2 separate regions of the Homo sapiens genome follow, and region 2 is linked to region 1. Evidence: read pairs that join two places in POLR2A ChIA-PET (ENCODE). Cell type or tissue: Panc1. All regions are shown on one strand. Each heading gives the region's core, and the rest is flanking DNA. Links, peaks and the distances in the headings are about the cores only. Region 1 overlaps ERC1 (ELKS/RAB6-interacting/CAST family member 1). Region 2 overlaps LOC107984507 (a long non-coding RNA gene).

The links. ChIA-PET counts read pairs that join two places held together with the same protein. Peaks named below come from ENCODE experiments on the same cell type or tissue, not always from the same donor. Only the 100,000 strongest peaks of a DNase experiment are listed, where the experiment ranks them.
Region 2: POLR2A ChIA-PET joins it to region 1 with 9 read pairs; 3 of 35 experiments call an interaction of 5 or more read pairs at or near these places.

Annotation. Positions count from the first base shown.
Region 1 is chr12:1,250,174-1,262,229 of GRCh38, reverse strand. The region is part of intron 13 of ERC1 (ELKS/RAB6-interacting/CAST family member 1); the gene reads right to left. Among named protein-coding and RNA genes, the nearest start is that of LINC00942, 240 kb to the left of the region's middle. RefSeq lists an enhancer at 11,073-11,672. In Panc1, for the core only: no CTCF peak of the experiment used is centred there; no DNase peak of the experiment used is centred there.
Region 2 is chr12:1,523,117-1,530,644 of GRCh38, reverse strand. LOC107984507 (a long non-coding RNA gene) reads left to right here. Exons shown (of 2, transcript NR_160736.1): 2 at 1-2,922. Among named protein-coding and RNA genes, the nearest start is that of LINC00942, 26 kb to the right of the region's middle. RefSeq lists silencers at 101-210, 301-550. In Panc1, for the core only: no CTCF peak of the experiment used is centred there; no DNase peak of the experiment used is centred there; H3K4me3 peaks cover 279 bases; H3K27ac peaks cover 959 bases.

The DNA of each region.
Region 1 (12,056 bases), core at 3,190-7,189:
TCATCAGGTTATTATAGGCACTTCCTTCTTTAACTTCTTATGAAACTAGAGGATTAAGAATAAAGTGCTTCCTTTTAAAAATACATAAAACAAAAGAGCAAGATTTGCTAAACCATTCTCCAATTTTCAGAGTACTCATATCAGGAAAAGATATCCAAGAATTTTTTATTTTATCTAAGAAACTCAATTATACCACAGCCCACTTTTGTAAGTCCTTTTTGACAACTGTACCTTCAAAAATCTAGAACTTGAAATCTGTCAAAGTTAAGTCAGATTTTTCTCCCCACTTTGGAAGAACAGCATCTATTATTTAACATTCTTCTTAATGAACAGTTGATAAATCTTTTCCTCTCTCGTTTTTCTAAATTTTAAAAAATGAGATTTAGAAAAAAATTCACATTTTGGTGCTGTACGTGATGTTCATGTTACAAGTTTTCATTCTTCTCAGAGAACTGTGTTTCTCCACAGTTATAAAATACTGTGATCTATTCCCATAAGTGAGGTTCTGTTTTATGTAGGGCAGTTTATCTGTATCAAACAAAACAAAACAAAACAAAACAAAAGAAAACAAACGTTGTTTGTTGAGCTCTTCCTTCCCTCTGTTGACTTGCCATGAGCAGCACAGTACAGTGGAGGGTTTTAAAGGGACGCCGCGCGCAGAGACAAGGAACGATGCCCGTCAAAACAAAGGCCAAGGTGGTTTCTTCAGAATCAAAGAAAACTAAACATAAAAGAAGGATTACGAACTAAGAGATGGATGCAATGATTAGTTCAGTCTTCTCAAACCCTCTAATGAATGAGAATGACTATTTTGGAGTAATGTGGGATTCTAAAATACAGATTGCTGTAAGTATAAAGAAGCATAAAGAAACATTATTAATACATAAAGTTGATAACGTTTCTCATTAGCAACTTACGGAAAACTCAGTATTATGTCTTTGTGCGGTCTATCCTATCCCACTCTTAAACTGTTTTTTGCAAGTCTCCTGAGAGGCTTCTATTATCTAAAATTGAGGCTCAAACAGTTAATTCCAAATAACTTCCCAGGAATCTATTTCAAGCAAACAACTTCACTTGTACATCTGCGTGGGGCAAAAATAGCTTTGTGGCTGTATCAATAAAAAACTTTTAGGGAGAAAATGATTAGTAATCTGTCACAATGCAGAGAATCAAGTTTCATAGTGTTTCATTATAAAACTCATGTCATGACTTTACCTGAAGCCGGCAGTGAAACCAGAGTGTACTCCATGAGCTCAGTGTTCACAGCCTTATTTAAAAAAGATTTCTGGAATTAATGACAAAGCCTGGTTCAAAATCTTTCTCGATAATAAGGATGAAAAACAAAAGCCAAGTGAAACTACAAATAAAAGGAAATGGCTGATAAGTAATATTTACGTGATATTATAAGTCACATAACATTTCGATGTAAAGCTAAGTATGGAAGCATTTGCTCTAACGCAACTGTATCAAACTAGGATAGTAAAATACAAGAGAAAGAAGACGGCAAATATCTCTCTCACCTTCATTTACAAAGTCCAGAATTACTTAATCTATCGAGTGGGTAAAATCTGGCACTAGTTTTAGTTTTGGAATTTTGAGAGCTCTGCTAAAATAAACCAAGAAGTTTCTCTTGTGTTGAACCACAGCTTGAATCTCCTATTTAATTTAATAAAATGTTGAGCCACTGTAAGAAATAAACAGGAAAGCCCTTGAGTCCTACAAATACCAGAGTATCAACAGCACTGCTAGGTAATATTTATAATCACTCTTTCTTGTCCTCGCTCTTGCAAAAAGATTAAATCCATCATTTGGTGCTTAGATGATAATATGAATACTCTTTCTGTAAAGTTTAGAACACTAGAGGAAAGAAAACATCTTGAAAACTTTTAGAAAGGCCAAAAATGATCACTTGTCAGATCAACAAATCAGAAGACACTGGAGTTTTTAAAGGCAACACAGGAAAGTAGAAGACAATTTGAGTAATGGTTTCAAAACTCTAAGGGAAAACAAATGATTACCAATCTAGAATTCTGTATCTAAACTACCAATCAAATATGGGAGTTGAATGCAAAATCCCCCCAAAAAAGTATCTCACTCAACGACTCTCTCAGGAAGCTACTACGGTATACTCTATGAAAATGAAGAGGTAAACCTGGAAAGAAGATGTGGGATCCAGAAAAAAGAGCTCTACCATAGGTGAGTGGTGAAGGGAACCACAAGCATGACACAACCTAGAGACTAACTACACACTACAGCAGAGAAAGGAAATGAATGTTTCCAAGAAAAACAGCAGATGTATGGATTATCCAAGGGCAATTAGTAAGGGATGATGTGTTTTTATAGTAGCAATGATATCAGGAGGAATTTTATGGGTGTAGAAAGGAATCTGGGAATAGATACCCAAGAAAGCAGGGCGTGGTGGCTCACGCCTGCAATCCCAGCACTTTGGGAGGCCAAGGCGGGTGGATCACGAGGTCAGGAGTTTGAGACCAGCCTGACCAACATGGTGAAACCCCGTCTCTACTGAAAATACAAAAAAATTAGCTGGGCGTTGTGGCGGGCGCCTGTAATCCCAGCTACTCAGGAGGTTGAGGCAGGAGAATCACTTGAACCAGGAGGTGGAGGTTGCAGTGAGCCAAGATCATGCCATTGCACTCCAGCCTGGGTAACAGAGTGAGACTCCGTCTCAAAAAAAAAAAAAAAAAAAAAGAAAGAAAGAAAGAGATACCCAAGACAGGAAAAACAAAAAGGAAAACTAAGGTACCCTAGGAAAGACCAAAATGTAAATCATAATATACTACGTGCCTCAGTTTTAAAAATGTAGACCTAGATATAATTATATTGGAAGGACAGAAAGAAGTAAGTGTGTGTGTTGGTTTGTGTAAAAACACTAATTCCTCATCATCTATGATAAGATGTCAACAGACAACGCCCAAATAAGAAAAATAATACAACAATAATATAAGAATGTCATTTGGAAAGATAAAAATAAACAACAGTAGAAACAACCAAAAGAGATGAAAGTGGTCATCTCAGAGGAAGAGGAATCAGAGTTAGAAAAGAATAAGAGAAGTGACTATTATTCTAAGACATGTAAGTATTATTTGTGTAAATAATATAAAATACATAGTTCTGATATAAAATCAAAAGAAAATTGAAAAATATGTTAAAAGAGTATCTTGCACTATGAAGAAATCAATAGGGATCTAAAGACCTTCTGGAAATAGTTACAAGTGTCATTGTTTAGATAACTGATATCTAAATATGTAAGTTAACTGTTTACTGTGAAAAGAGAAAAGCAGACCAGGCAAACACATCTTCAGGCAGTGCTCATGATCAGAAAAAAGAAAGGTAAAGAGAACAAAACATGTATGGATTATACATCATTGTGCTCTTCAGCTTTTTATTCAAAAGTCCTATGAATTTCTTCACGGCAATATTTTACAGAAGTGGGTCAGAATTATGATAAGAAATTCCTTTCAAGTCTTTTGATAACCATGGGATGTTCTAAATAACAACATTTTTTAAAAGGGACAATATTATCACAGTAAGTTCTTCCATAAATCCTGAAGATTCTGAAGATTTAAAAATCTCTAATCTGTCAATGCCAGACTTTGAGTTGAAGAAGTGACAGTTGTCACCAGCTTCCTTGAAAGTGAGTGAGCCAATAAGATGTCATATTAGACTTGAGAATCATGAAATGCAACAGACTTCACATACTTCTGCTCTGAGGACCACATCGATGAAGTAAGGGGATGTGCTAAAACCCCTGGAAAGTGCTTCCTGGTGGCCCAAGTGTAAGAGTGATTCTACCATGTGTAGCCTGAGGCTTGGAATACATGCTTTACATGCTAAAGTACATTTTCTCCTTCAAAAAGTCCATATTCACCAACCTTCATGATAAACTATGAGACAGTAAGAGCCATTCTGAGTCTGTAATGCTGAAGAAATCTACATATACTATGTACTATCCCTAATTCCTCCTATCCCTATATTCCTTAGGTTTGAAGGATCTGAAGCATCTGGAAATTAGGAAGTTGACTTACTGGAACTAAATGTAGCTAGAGATTAAGATAGGACATGCCACACTTAATTTGAGAAAATCATACCTGTTGTTTATAGGCATTCTTAATCTGCCGCTAGCTTAGAAGAAAATATTCTTCTTTAGCTAATATACTATTTGTACTGTCCAATGCAGAAGCCACTAGCAACAACTAGCTACTGGGTGATTAAACGTGGCTAGTCCAAACTGAGATGTGCTATAAACACACCTAAATTTCAAAAACTTAGTCTTAAAAAAAGGAGGTACAACACTTCTTTAATAATTTTCATATTGATTATATGTTGAAATAATATTTTGGATATATTTGATTAAAGAAAACATTATTAAAATTAATGTTTCCTTTTAGTTTTTTTAATGAGACTATTAGAAAATTCAAAATTATACGTGTGGCTCACATTGTATTTCTACTGGAGAATGTGGCACTAGTTAGAGCAGTTTTTTACATAGGAAATAAATCTATAAAAGGCTATATGACACATCATGTTTTACATACATTTGTAACTCTTTTCCCAGCTTACAGGCTGTCAGCAGACAAATATGAGTTATATAGGTAATAAACACCAACAAAAGCTCCAATGTTACCCAACCCTGATAATTACCATGGTGATAATATGAATAAAACAATTTAAAATAGCATTTATTACTCTAACAGAGAAAACCAAACTGTGGATTTAGAGGGGAAAAATCAGACTATGGTAGATCACCTTAATACTAAAAATATAAAATATCTGTAATCATTGTTCATTGTTGTATTAATGAGTTACTTCGAAACTTAGCAGCTTAAGAAAACAGTGAATACTGATTATCTCACACAGTTTGTGTGGGTCAAGAACTCAAAAGCAGCTTAGCTAAACAGTTCTGGTGCCAGGGTCTCTTATGAGGTGGTAGTCAAGATGTCAACCAGGATTCAGTCCTTTGCTTCCACTTACATGGCTGGCAAGGTGGTGCAGCTAGTGGCAAGAGGCCTCTGTTCCTCTCCACCGGGCTGCTTGAGTGTCATTACAACACGGAGGCTGGCTCTCACCAGGGCAAGTGATTCAGGAGTGCAAGGCAGTTGCATCAGTATCTTTTGTGATGTAGCTTCAGAAGCCGGCGCCATCACTTCTGCCTTCTTGTACGGTTCATACAGACCAATCCTGACAGGGTGCGGGAGAGGACTACACAAGGGCATGAACGCCAGGAGGTAAGGATGACTTGGAGTCAAACTGAAGGATGGGTATTATAGAACCTGAGGATGTAGCTCCAGTATAACAAAACTGGATTATCAATGAAGACAAAATTTCTTCTCCAAGAAAAATGCCTTTTAGGCTAACAGGACCTCAATTATAAAAACACAGCTGTTGGTATGAGACTATATTAAAATGGAACCCAAACATACCTAAAATATAAAGGCAGATATTATGGAGACTACAGAATTGAGATATGGCTCAGCATTTCACTGAATGTGAAACCAGCAAGATATGCATTATGTCAGGAATTATTCAGAATAAACTCTGCAAGTGATTTGAACTCTAATAAAATATTTTCTTGTGACTATGATTATAAATTAGAGTAATCCAACGTATTCATAAATAGTTCAACACCAAGAATACTCAGTGATAGGCCAATCATCAAAGTTCAGCTGAAAAAAAATTGGGCAAATGTTTTAAGAGATATACAATGGAGGTTTATCAATAAGCTTAGTCATCACATTTGAGTGAATCCTCACATTTGACTGTTTGGGGAATCAACTTTTTTTTTTTTTTTTTAGTCTGAGAACGAAATACTCAGAGTCTATTGGCCCCCACTGAATAAAGACCCTCTTTAAACTCCTGTTTCCTCATGAATTTTCATTATAACTGCTTCTAGTCTTAAAGTAGACAAGGGAAAAAGTTATAAAAAAAAAAAAAGGCAAAAACAGAGTCTAATTTTAAATTACAACTGTGTATTTCAAAATTGTTTTTAAAGAAGTAGATTTCATCAGAGTGAACAGGCAACCTACAGAATGGGAGAAAATTTTTGCAATCTATCCATCTGACAAAGGGCTAATATCCAGAATCTACAAAGAACTTAAACAAATTTACAAGAAAAAAGCAAACCCCATCAAAAAATGGGCAAAGGATATGAACAGACACTTCTCAAAAGGAGACATTTATGTAGCCAACAGACTTGAAAAATGCTCATCATCACTGGTCATTAGAGAAATGCAAATCAAAACCACAATGAGATACCATCTCACACCTGTTAGAATGGCGATCATTAAACTCACGCCTGTAATCCCAGCACTTTGGGAGGTTGAGGTGGGCGGATCACGAGGTCAGGAGATTGAGACCATCCTGGCTAACATGGTGAAACCCCGTCTCTACTAAAAAAAAATACAAAAAAAAATTAGCCAGGAGTGGTGGTGGGTGCCTGTAGTCCCAGCTACTCGGGAGGCTGAGGCAGGAGAATGGCGTGAACCCGGGAGGCAGAACTTGCAGTGAGCCGAGATCACGCCACTGCACTCCAGCCTGGGCAACAGAATGAGACTCCGTCTCAAAAAAAAAAAAAAAAAAAAAAAAAAAAAGGCCAGGAAGCAACAGATGCTGAAGAGGTTGTGGAAAAACAGGAATGCTTTTATACTGTTGGTGGGAGTGTAAATTAGTTCAACCATTGTGGAAGACAGTGTGGTGATTCCTCAAGGATCTAGAACTAGAAATACCATTTGACCCGGCAATCCCATTACTGGGTATATACCCCAAAGGATTATAAATCATTCTATAATAAAGATACATGCACACGAATGTTTATTGTGGCACGGTTCACAATAGCAACGACTTGGAACCAACCTAAATGTCCATCAGCGATAGACTGGATTAAGCAAATGTGGCACATATATACCATGGAATACTATGCAGCCATAAAGAAGGATAAGCTCATGTCCTTTGCAGGGACATGGATGAAGCTGGAAACCCTAATTCTCAGCAAACTAACACAAGAACAGAAAACCAAACACCGCATGTTCTCACTCATAAGTGGGAGTTGAACAATCAGAACACATGGACACAGGGAGGAGAACATCACACACTGGGGCCTGTTGGGGGGGTTTGGGGCTGGGGGAGGGATAACATTAGGAGAAAATAGCTAATGTAGGTGACAGGTTGATGGGTGCAGCAACTCACCATGGCACATGTATACCTATGTAACAAAACTGCACATTCTGCACATGAAACCCAGAACTTAAAGTATTAAAAAAAAAAAAAAAGTGGATTTGAGATGTTCTCACCACAAAGAAATGACAAGTATGTGAGGTGATGGATATGTTAATTAGCCTGATTTGATCATTCCACAATGTATACATGTATTCAAACATCACCATACATACGTACGATTATTATTTGTCAATTAAAAATTAAGCTTGTAATCCCAGCACTTTGGGAAGCCAAGGTGGGTGGATCACCTGAGGTCAGGAGTTCAAGACCAGCCTGGCCAACATGGTGAAACCACATCTCTACTAAAAATACAAAAATTATCCTGGGTGGTGATGCACACCGGTAATCCCAGCCACTCGGGAGGCTGAGGCAGGGAGAATTGCCTGAACCGGGGAGGCGGTGGTTGCAGTGAGCCAAGACTATGCCACCACACTCCAGCCTGGGAGAGGGAGTAAGACTTTGGCTCAAAAAAATATATAAAATAAAATAAAAATAAAATTTAAAAAAATTACAAAGGGGAATTATTAGGTTGGTGCCAAAGTAATTGTGGTTTTTGCCATTAACACAGGTACTGTTTGGAGATAAGCCATTTTATAGCACTCACTAATTAGAAAAAAGCATTAAATTGGCAGCCTAGGGGAATAAGACTAAGTAGAGAGAGAGTTTTATTCCATGCACCTGCCCTAACTTGGCTATTTTACTCTGCTTAAACAATTCAGGCAACCCAAAATTTAGAAATGTACTGTGTGTCACAGACATCTCACTTAATAGCTATCTAGAGATAGCAAAGGAACATGCTTTATCATTTTAAATAGTTCATATCACCTAAAATGAAAGCAGTATCTTTAGAGTTTTACTTCAACTGCTATTAACCACATTTGCACTCACCAAAACGAACCCAGACCATTTTTCCTACCATTGGATTATGTAACTGAAGCCTACTTTTGCCAGCCTCACATATTTGCTGAAATCAAATACGAATACTTCACTCACAGAGTACAGGGTTCACGGCAGGAGGTTTGTGTGACTACTTTGAGGGGTCTGGTAGAGGGAGAAGAAGGAAGACCTTTCAAAGAATCCCTCATCTCCTTAAAGAAGAAGACTCCTATATTCAAAGAGACTAGGGCAGAAGTTGGGACAGCCTAACTATAGCTTCACTCAGGCAGATTAACAGGGAGAGACTGGACTCTATAGCAACTCCCATGATACCACTCCCAATACATCTCTCAGAACTTTACTTCTTGATGTCAGCTCTGTCAACACCAAGCTACACATCACTGAGCTGTAAGACTCTACCCTCCACTGCCTTTTTTTTTCTTTGAGATGCAGTTTCCCTCTTGTTGCCCAGGCTGGAGTGCAATGGCGTGATCTCGGCTCACCACAACCTCCACCTCCTGGGTTCAAGCAATTCTCCTGCCTCGGCCTCCAGAGTAGCTGGGATTACAGGCATGCACCACCACGCCTGGCGAATTTTGTATTTTTCATAGAGATAAGGTTTCTACATGTTGGTCAGGCTAGTCTCGAACTCCTGACCTCAGGTGATCTGCCCGCCTCGGCTTCCCAAAGTGCTGGGATTACAGGTGTGAGCCACCACACCCAGCTAGCTGCCTTTCTTTCCAATCAAACATTCAATCAGAAAAGCAAAGGCAGAGGAGAAACTGCAATTAAAATTTAATTTGTTGTTCCCTCAAACATCTCCCTCAAAAATTGTTAACAAGGCCCTACAGTATAGTCACATAAAAAAGAGCTACTTGATGATGGTAGATCTCCCTAAGCTTTTGCCTTTTTCTGCAGCAGAAAGAAGGCCAATTCAGATTTCACAAAGATTATCCAAAGTAACAATCTCCCACATTCTCTCCTCCCTCTCCCAGCTCTCATTCTGACACGGTAATGGAAGTCATTTATTTGAATTAATAATAAGAGCTGCTTCCTTGGAAGTAAACACCACTTACCAGACAGACTTTAACCTGTTCTGAAAGATATTAATGTTAACTGTTATCCATTATCCTTAACGTAAAGAGACAGTAATTCTTTGTTACCTTCAACCCCACTGCTTATTCTGCCTCCCTCTTCCCCATCCCCTAAGCATATATACACATCCAGAAGATTTCATTAAAATCATTCAACATGTCAGAATTCATTTACCAACTTCTCAGATGCTTTGTGGGGAAAAAAATTGAAGCCAGATGCACTGATGAAGTGAAAGCTAGCACAACACAGAGACAGAATTTGGTTACACACCAACTACTTTAAGGCAATACTGTGGGTTAAAATTTAAAAATATTCTCTCCCTCCTTCTCCTTAAAACACCTCAAATGTCTCCCCTCAGTTAAGAGTGGTGCTCTGTTATAACCCCAATTGTTAAAAACCAAAGTCAAAACAAAAGCAGATGTATTTCATTAAATAAACAGAAAAGTACACATATAAAAATGATGCTTTATATCAATAAATTTTACAGAGCATAGAGTACAAATATCCCATACAGACTGGGAAGGGTCTCATCTTGAAAATCATGGTAGCTGAGTATGAGAAACTTGGGCAAGGACATGGAGTTTACCTAATCCTAGGACACTATAAATCTTTGATCTGTAATGCTTATAAAAAGAACAAGCATACCTTTTCAAAGTCTTTACCAAAAAATCCCAAAAATATCTTTTCCTTAAAATAACAGACAACTGATGTGGCCCATAAGAGGCTGACCTTTGCTTCTGAGGTCTTAGAAAATGGACTATTTGCATACCTGCTTCTGTTCTCTTAAAAAATAACAGGATTAGCATTCAGTGGCATAATAAGGCAACTATAACTAACAACACTTTGTTGTACATGTTAAAATACCTAAAAGAATAGAATTATAACGTTCCTAACACAGAGAAATGATAAATGCTTGAGGGGATGAGTACCCTAATTACCCAGATCTGATCATTACACATTACATGCTTGTATCAAAACATCATGTGTACCTCGTAAATATGTATAACTATTATGTATCCATTATAATTAAAAATAAAATTTAAGAAAAAAAAGAATCTCATTGGAGACTTTTCCTTCCAAATGCAAACCAAGAAGAGCTCACACAACACAAAGGAAAGGAGTAAACCATTCATTTCACTAAAGTGAGAACTTAGTAGTCCAGTTTTTAATAATTTTAGTGCCTAATGTAATTTTATTCATCATTTTATGGAGAGCACATTAGTCCTATCAATAAAGTCTTTCAATAAATTTCACTGCTATTAAATTGAACTGACATGTGGCCAGAGGGAAAAGTACTACAGAGTCCATTTCAAACACTGCAGAATTTTAAAAAGTAATGTTAAGCCGTGTTTTTGCTTTCTTTCTAAATGGTAAAAAGTGGCCCAGTTTGAGATAGGAGTTTTTAAAAGCTGCACACATAACCAACAATTTGTGTAGGTGCTTCACCTGCAGTAAAAGAGAATTTTCATGCGTAATTTCAGCAACTATCCACAGGGATGTAAAAACAGATGCTGATTTATATGCACACTTTTCCATTGTGATCCGTTACTCTAATATTCATTAAGAACACCATAAAAACTCACCTACGACAATATTCTATATAGAAAAAGCCCTGTTTTACTAAGAAAAAATTTTTATTAAAAAGGAAGAAATGATACAGGATTAAACATTTAAATAGGTGAAGGAAAAGTTCTAGAAACAGGAAATCAAAATTTATTTTTGCAAAAACAGGAACATTAATATATTAGATGTATCCAGCATGTGACAAATCACATACTATTTCTAGAAATAGTATTCCTAAAAAGATGTCAATCTTAATGTTTATAAAAGGCTTTCTTAAATAATTATCCCCCTGGCAAATCTAAAAATGAAGGATAAGTAGTGTTCATTCTCAGAAAGGAAAAAAAATCTCTTATCAAAATGAAGAAACTGTTTTTGTAGACAGAGTTAAATCAAATTACAGAGAAAAACACAAATGTTTCATTGACTATATATCTAAGAAGAGAATATGCTTAAATATATGTAAAGCTGATTTTCCCCGGCTCTATTTCCATTGTTTTCACTTTCTTTGAACTTTATTCTTAATATTCATTGGTTTCGGGAGAGCTGTCTCACAGCACCACAGCATTCCATTAATCTCTCTCACAACAACCTCTTTCAAGGTTAAATTCAGATACTTATCTTTGTTATAAAGGAAAACAAAGCCCCAAACCACTATTGATAGGAGCCTCCTTTCAGTCCACTCTACTTTGCATTATTAGGACGTGACTAAAACTTACAGCCTTGCTGAAAGGTGTATCTGAGTGTCACTGCTCAAAGAATTAATATTCTCAACTAAGGGAAGATGGCATTTCCTGTGTTAAAACATACAAGGCTCTTAAAGGATAGCCTACAGAATTTTAGAGAATATTTATTAGGATGCTGAATGGAATATCATTCAGTTCCAAAAAAATTATAACTAAATTAAATTTTATTATTTATAACTCAATAAGTACAGCTATAATTAATGAACCTATGCAAAACAGTGTTTAAGAAAAACTAAAAAGAAATTTTAAAGTAATTCTTCACTTATGGCAGATATAAACTAGCTGAGAAGGGAAAATTAAATGGGTTAAATCACACAGGGGCAATTATAAAACAATGTATTGAAAAGTATGTAAACAATAAAGCATGATTAAACATTCAGGCTAAGGAACAATGGATAAGGCAATAACAAGTCCAGGCAGAGTTCATCAACAAAAGTTAATTTGAAGGCAGAATCTTTATGTAGTAAAACTGGAAATCCACAGGAAAAAGATTCTGCAGAAGTAGAAGAGCATACATTAGGAAAACAACGTGTTATATTCAAAGAA
Region 2 (7,528 bases), core at 1-4,000, 270 kb before region 1:
GGTGTCCACCGGAGCCCGGCCAGGCAGCCCCGGCGCTCGGAGTCTGCGCGCCCTCCTGCCGCCCGGAGGGCTCCCTGCTCCGCGCCGGGGACCCCCGAACTCAGCGGGCGGGGACGGTCGGGGGCGCGCAGCCTGCGGCCGATCCGGAGGGAGGCCCTGGGCCCGAGGCGCGGGCTCGGGAGGCCGCCGTCGATCTCGCCGGGCTGCGCGCCCTGCTCCGGAGCGCGGGACCCGGGGAAGTTTCGGCCCAAGTTGGCTGCGGGGCGGGTGGCGGCCGCGGCTCGGAGTGCAGGGCCCGGCGCTGGGCGAGTGGATCCTGGGGGCGCCGCCGCCTCCGCCCCGCCTCCCGCGCCTCCTCCCCGCCCCCGACAGCCGCGCCGGCCCCGGCTCGCTCCTGCCCACCAGCCGGGCCGCGACACCCTCCCGAGGGCTCCTCCCAGGCGCTGGGACCGCGACCTCCGCACCTGCCTCCCGCCCGGCTCCCTCGGCCCCTAAGCAGAGCGGCCCGGGGGCCTCGCCGCGGGGGTGCGGACGGGGAGTCTCCGCCGCCCGGCCCCCTTCTCCCGGCGCCGCACGCCTGCTGCCCCCTTCTCCTGGAACTCGACCCGATCCTCCGAAGAAACCGCGGCTCTTACCCCGGCCAGCAGCCCCCTCGGGGCGCCCAAGGAGCCCGTACCCGCGCCCCGCGATCCTGGCACGAGCGCCCACCTCGGCGTCTGCGGGGCCCGAGGCTCTGAGAGGGGAAGAGAGTTATGTCCTCCGCTTTCTTGCTACGCGTCCTCCTTTGAATCCCCCAAGGAAGTAGAGTGACCCGGGAACTACTTTGCCGCTTCGCAAACCCAGGTCATCCCCCTCGCAGTCCTGGGCCCTTCCCTACAGAGCCCAGCTCAGAAAGATCCCTGGGTTTGGGAAAAATGAGGCAGAAAGGTTTCAAGGAGCAAACGTGTTCTCTCAATACTTTCGTCATGGATATAGGACTAAATAATTCTCCTGATGTTTTATGGAGAAAATGAGGCACAGGAAAGTCTGACGACCAACCCATAGTCACTGCAGGGGCTAATAGCTTGAGAAGGTCACTAGAGTCCAGGGCTCGGCCTTAGTTCAGATCCAAGTTTAAATGCTTTTCTGGAAGTCCCATGTCCTTTTGTAGGTAACCTCATAGCACCTCTGGGTGAGCTGCCCAAGAGGGTGTCCAAGGAGGTGAAGTGGGTGAGCTAAGGTCCCAGTGGAGGCAGGAGCTGCTGGTCCCTGCTCCAGACCCAGGTAACAGGGACCAACCGAGAGCAGCCAGTAGGATCCCAGGCCTGCCCTCCAGCCCCTTTGCTTTTACATTCTGAAAAACCCAGTCTCTTCCCTGAGGAGGAGGTCGCCCTGCTAAAGAAATTGCCTTCGAATGCAGTACAGTGAGGGGAGGGAAAATACAATAGTAATAATCAAAGGCTTTGCCTTTTTAAAATTAGTAACCAAACAAGGTGACAGCCTCCCCCTTTCAGTGGGGGAAGGGGCAGCAGGGAGGGTCAGGGAATGGATGGGACCAGGAACCCACCACACTGGGCAGGCAATAAGGAGCTATTGTCCTCTGGATTTTACAACAGGTAAGAGCTGTTGTAGCAAATACCCCACTAATTAGAGGGCAAGGTTTCCTTGGAACTGTGCTGGCTTGGGCCGGAGGTGCACCGTGACTTTTCTCACCTCAGGTGCACTGTGACTTTTCTCACCTCGGAGTGAATGAATGGGGTTTATGAGACCAGGTCCAGCAACCATAAATGCATGGCCTATAATTGTTGTGGGGAGCCTGCCTGCTGCTGGAGGGAAGCTAGTTCAAGGCTTTATCTTGGGGACAGATGATATGAGGAGAGTTGGCCTAAAGCAAGCAAAAAAGCTTTGAATCCGCTTTGCCAAATTTCAAGCAGGCTCAGTTTCTCTCTTCCTCAGAATAAAACATCAGTTCTAGTGTTAGGGTCTTTTTTTTTTTTTTTTTTTTTTGAGACAGAGTTTTGCTCTTGTTGACCAGGCCGGAGTGTGGTGGCACAATCTCGTCTCACTGCAACCTCCTTCTCCCGGGTTCAACTGATTCTCCTGCCTCAACCTCCCAAGCAGCTGGGATTACAGGTGTGCGCCACCGTAGTAGAGACGGGGTTTCACCATGTTGGCCAGGCTGATCTCGAACTCCTGACCTCAAGCGATTCACCTGCCTCGGCCTCCCAAAGTGCTGGGATTACAGGCGTGAGCCACTGTGCCCGGCCATGGAGTTAGGGTCTTCGTGGGAGGTCGGGGGGAAGTCTTGTTCCCCAGACCCTGATTACTCCAGAATGCAACATGGGAGAAACTGAAGATTCGCTTCATTTGTTGAGCCCTAAACACCCAGAGATGAATGAGACCAGTTCCCACCTTCAGGAAGTTTACAGTCTGAAGAATGAGGTGTGGAGAGGCCGACCTCTAATTTGAAGCCTAGAAGAAGCAACAAGGGATGACTTTGCTTGGCCCTGAGCTGACAGTCTAGGATGAGAGCAAGTGACAGACGACAGCAACCCCAGCTGAATGCTCTGTAAGTCCCCTACCCCCACCATCTCTGTCCAAGATGAGTCAAAACTTGTGGCACAGGGAGGGAAGCTGCAGTGCCCCCGGGAAAGGAGCTTGTGGCTGAGTAGCTGGGAAAACGTTTGAATGAGGAGACAGCAGAGACGTGGGCCAGATTCCCCAAGGGAAGTGGTAAGCACCCCATAGCTTGAGTCACTGGACTGCTGGGGCAGCTACCTCCAGCTCTGAAGGCAGGCACTGATGGGAATGCAGACAAATCTCACCCATGTTTTGTCTGTGACTGTTGGGTGGGGTCTCTTGCCTTCTCTGCCAAACAAGGCATATTCCAATTTGGCATTTGTGATTAAAAAGAAAGGACACAAGAAAGTAAGGAAGGAAATAGAAGAAAAAAAGAGAAAAGAAAGAATATTTGGCCCTATGCAAATATGTAATGATCACTGCTCTTTTTATTGAGGACACTGCTCCCCACTCCTGGTCATGCCCTCGCAGGCCCCCATCCACACTCAGAGGTCCCTTCCCAGCCAGAAAGTCTAACGAAAACCCTATCAGAACTAGTCAGAGAGGAGGCTGAGACTCCTGCGTGGCTGGGATCTCAGTGGCTTTCCTGCCAGGTGCATGTGGGGCTGAGTGCTGGTCCTCAGGCATGCTCTTCGGTGGACTGCTCCGTTTCACCACCCCCAGTGCCAGGGGGAGGAGCTTCAGAACACTGCTGTCCAGCCGCCTCTGGGTGCAGGAAGAAAGTACCCCTGTTGCAGGGCAACCCTCTACTCCATCCCAGTCTGCTTCTCTGGCACCTTTCAAAGGTGTTCTTTAAGATGCACAGAAGGCCTGGCGCGGTGGCTCACGCCTGCGATCCCAGCACTTTGGGAGGCCGAGGCGGGCGGATCATGAGGTCAGGAGATTGAGACCATCCTGCCTAACACGGTGAAACCCCGTCTCTAGTAAAAAGTATAAAAAATTAGCCGGGCGTGGTGGAGGGCACCTGTAGTCCCAGCTACTCGGGAGGCTGAGGCGGGAAAATGGTGTGAACCCGAGAGGCGGAGGTTGCAGTGAGCCGAGATCGGGCCACTGCACTCCAGCCTGGGCGACAGAGCCAGACTCCGTCTCAAAAAAAAAAAAAAAAAAAAGGACGCACAGAAAATTTCTTGGGGGAACTGATGAGCCTTCAAAGCCCAGAACAAGAGCGAGAGGCAGAGCTAATAATAACCTTTTATCCCGACAGCTATTTCACAGGCACTTGACCCCATTGCCTGTGGTACTGTGTTGTTCAGTGCTCAGTTTCTGCTCGTTGTCTGGACGTAACATAGAAGTCACGGTTTTGCTAAGAAAGAGGGCTTTTTAAAAACTGGCAGAATCTGACCCAAATATCCAGACACTATCCATAGATTACCGCCACAGACTCACAATAGCCAAGACAATTTGGGACAGCTGGATCGGGGGATTTCTAAGTGCTGAAGGCAGCAGGGTTGGTAAGAAGGAAGCTGCTATCATGAGTTCTAATCTGGCTCTGCAGTGGACCTGTAGAGGAAAAAGTTCATACCAGGATGTCAGCAGCATAAAGGAATTTTTATAAAAGCAGAAGACCGTTCTTAATACCTCATATGTGCATAGAGCTTACCAGTTTATAAACTGCTTTTCTTTTTTTTTTTTTTTTTTTTTTTTGAGACAGAGTCTTACTCTGTCACCCAGGCTGGAGTGCCGTGGCATGATCATGGCTGACTGCAGCCTCAACCTCCCATGCTCAAGCGATCCTCCCACCTCAGCCTCCTGAGTAGCTGGGACTACAGGCACATGCCACCATAGCTGGCTAATGTTCATATTTTTTGTAGAGACAGGGTTTTGCTATGTTTCCCAGGCTGGTCTCAAACCCCTGAGCTCAAGCGATTCTCTCACTTCGACCTCCCAAAGTGCTGGGATTACAGGTGTGCACCACTGTGAGTGGCTGATATGGTTTGGCTGTGTCCCAACCAAATTTCGTCTTGAATTCGCACGTGTTGTGGGAGGGACCCGGTGGGAGGTAATTAAATCATGGGGCAGGTCTTTCCGGTGCTGTTCTCCTGATAGTAAGTCCCATGAGATCTGATGGTTATTATAAGGGGAAGTTTTTCGGCACAAGCTCTCTTTTTGCCTGCTGCCAACCACGAAATATGTGACTTTGCTCCTCTGTGCCTTCTGCCATGACAGTGAGGCCTCCCTAGCCATGTGGAAGCGTAAGTCCAATTAAACCTCTTTCTTTTGTAAATTGCCCAGGCTCAGGTATGTCTTTATCAGCAGTGTGAAAACGGACAAATACAGTGGCCCTCTAGTTTTATCTTAATGAAGATTCATCAGAATGATGACAGCCTTACTCATCTCACTTGGAAGGCTCTCCTCTAGCCACCTCTCCCCAAAAGAGAAGTTAGTGCCCCTCCAGGGAGAAGACAGCATGGTTGCTGAGCAGGGCGCCAGGTCAGTCCTCAGAGGTGAACTTCAGACTCAACACCTGTGTGATCTTGAGCAAGACACTCATCTCTCTAAGCCTCGGTTTTCTCATCTAAAAGGTAGCAGTGGTAAGATCACCTATCTATGGCAATGTGAGAAGTCGAAGAACACACATAAAGAATCCAAGTACTGGCTGGGCATGGTGGTTCACGCCTGTAATCCCAGCACTTTGGGAGGCTGAGGCGGGCAGATCACTTGACCTCAGGAGTTCCAGAACAACCTAGGCAACATGGCAAAACCCTGACTCTACAAAAAACACAAAAATTAGGTGGGTGTTTTGGTGTGCACCTGTAGTCCCAGCTGCTCAGGAGGGTGAGGCAAGCGGATTACTTGAGCTCGGGAGGTCGAGGCTGCAGCGAGCCGTGATTATACACCACTGCACTCCAGCAGCCTGGGCGATAGAGTGAGACCCTGTCTAAAACAGACAGAAAAAAGGAATCCAGTACTATTTATTACACGTAGTATATGTTCAATCAGTATTAATAATTGCATTATTATGATTGAATAGACGTGACCTCATTTTCTGTTGTCCACTCTAATGGGATGCTCTATCCTTGAACTCCTCCCAAGAGAAGACAGAATCCTAAATTGTCCCTTTAATGAATTACTGCTTTACTAATACCTAGAATGAAGCAGTTGAAGGTGTCACTAAAAACTGGCAAAATCTGGAGACTCTAGCCAATTGCAATGGGAAGAGTTTCATCATTTCATCAGTACCACTCGTCAAGGTCCCATAAAGAGAAAATGGGGGCCGGGTGCGGTGGCTCACGCCTGTAATCCCAGCACTTTGAGAAACTGAGGTGGGAGGATTGCTTGAGGCCAGGAGTTCGAGACCAGCCTGGGCAACAAAGTGAGACCCCCCCCCCCCATCTCTTAAAAACAAGCAAACAAACAAAAGAATGGCGAGCAAATGGGAAAAACTAATGAATGTGATCCTGTTAATGAACTACTCAAATGCTTGACCAAAAAACAAGGCACTCTTTGGAATTATGATTGACAAGAAATACCATTTTCCCTTTGGAGACTCTAACATCCCCATATGCCTCCTTTTTCCCTCATCTCAACTTTGACTGAAGCCCTTTAATGCTTTCTATACTGAGGGACATTTCAGAGGAAACGGAGACAGGGTGCCTGCCCTCAAGGAGCTTTGTTCTTATAGTGGGGCCAGGACACAAGCAAATGGAAATGAAATGAACATCAGATGCCCAGGCCACATGCGTCTGGTGCCAGAGCCCCTGGCGGCTCAAGGCCATCAGGACTAAGGGTGGTGGCCGAGCTTCTCCTTCCCTCTCTCTTACTAAGGAGCTGGTTTCCCCTGGGGAAGGTCACTCCCCTTCTTGGATCCTCACCTGTAAAAAGCATGGGTCTAAATACTCCCCAAGAGTAAACAAAGCTATGATGGAGTCAAAGGGGAAATGGAGAAAGATGGAGGTTTGAGAGGAAGACAGTGAATCTGACTCCAAGACACTTACTTTTAAGGTCAAGGGGGCATTCAAGTGTTGACGGCAAGAAACAGGGAATGTAAGGAGCGTTAGAGGTCAGGGTGGCTGGAGGTGCAGTTTCAAAAAGTGAACTGATAAATACGAAGGCCAGAGGGCAAGGCGAGAGAGATGGCGGAGTGAGCAACCTGTGTAGACAGGGCCCACAAGTTTAGGAAGAGGAGAGCGCAGACTGGAGGGTGCAGCAGGGAGCCCTCGGGTCGAGTGATGTGTGCTCCACAATAAGAGAGCCACAGTAAGACACGCACAAAGGCAGAGAGAGGCAAAGCCAGGAGCATTGGCCGTTCCTGTTGGTAGAGGGGGCTGGGAGCAAGGAAGAGAGGGCGGCAGGAACTCAGCAGGGGGCTGGCATTCCAGAGCGAGAGCAGCCCCTTCTTCCTTCCTCTCCAGAGACTGTTAGGACGACAGAAAATGCAGATACCGAAGGAGAGGCCAGCCAGGAAAGGGAGAAAGGATGGCCACAAGCTCCCACAAGGACACTAAAGTGGCCTCTCCAGCTGTCAGGGGAGGCTGACCCCTCCCACGTGGCTGCCCAGGGTGGGAGGCACACCTGTGCCAGGTGACCAGAGGGTGTCTCAAAGTTGTTCACTCACAGACAGCTCCTGGAGGGGCTTCCTAGTGCAGTGAGGGTTGAGTCCCTGGTTTATCGGAATCTCCTGGGAAAGAATGTTTAAAGTCCAGTTTCCAAGGCTGTGCCTCTGGTCTGTGACTTCTAAGGCTCCACAGGTCATTCTGATCCTGAACTCAGCCAGGGATCCCAAAGGCCCAGCGTCCAGTGAGCTTTCGGGAGGAGAGAGGCTTGCTGACAGGTACAGGGTAGCCCAGAAGAGCCGTGGCACCCCCTGCCCCAGGCCCAGGAAACACATCACTTAAGTTCCCTGGGACCGCATTGCAGTGGAGGGCGGCAGAGGGGCTGGCGAGAACTGGAGTCTTTGAGGTCTTCCGCCATCCTGGCTTCTTCCTGCTTGGTCTTGCCAGGGACCAGGTGTGCACACCCTGAGCTGAGA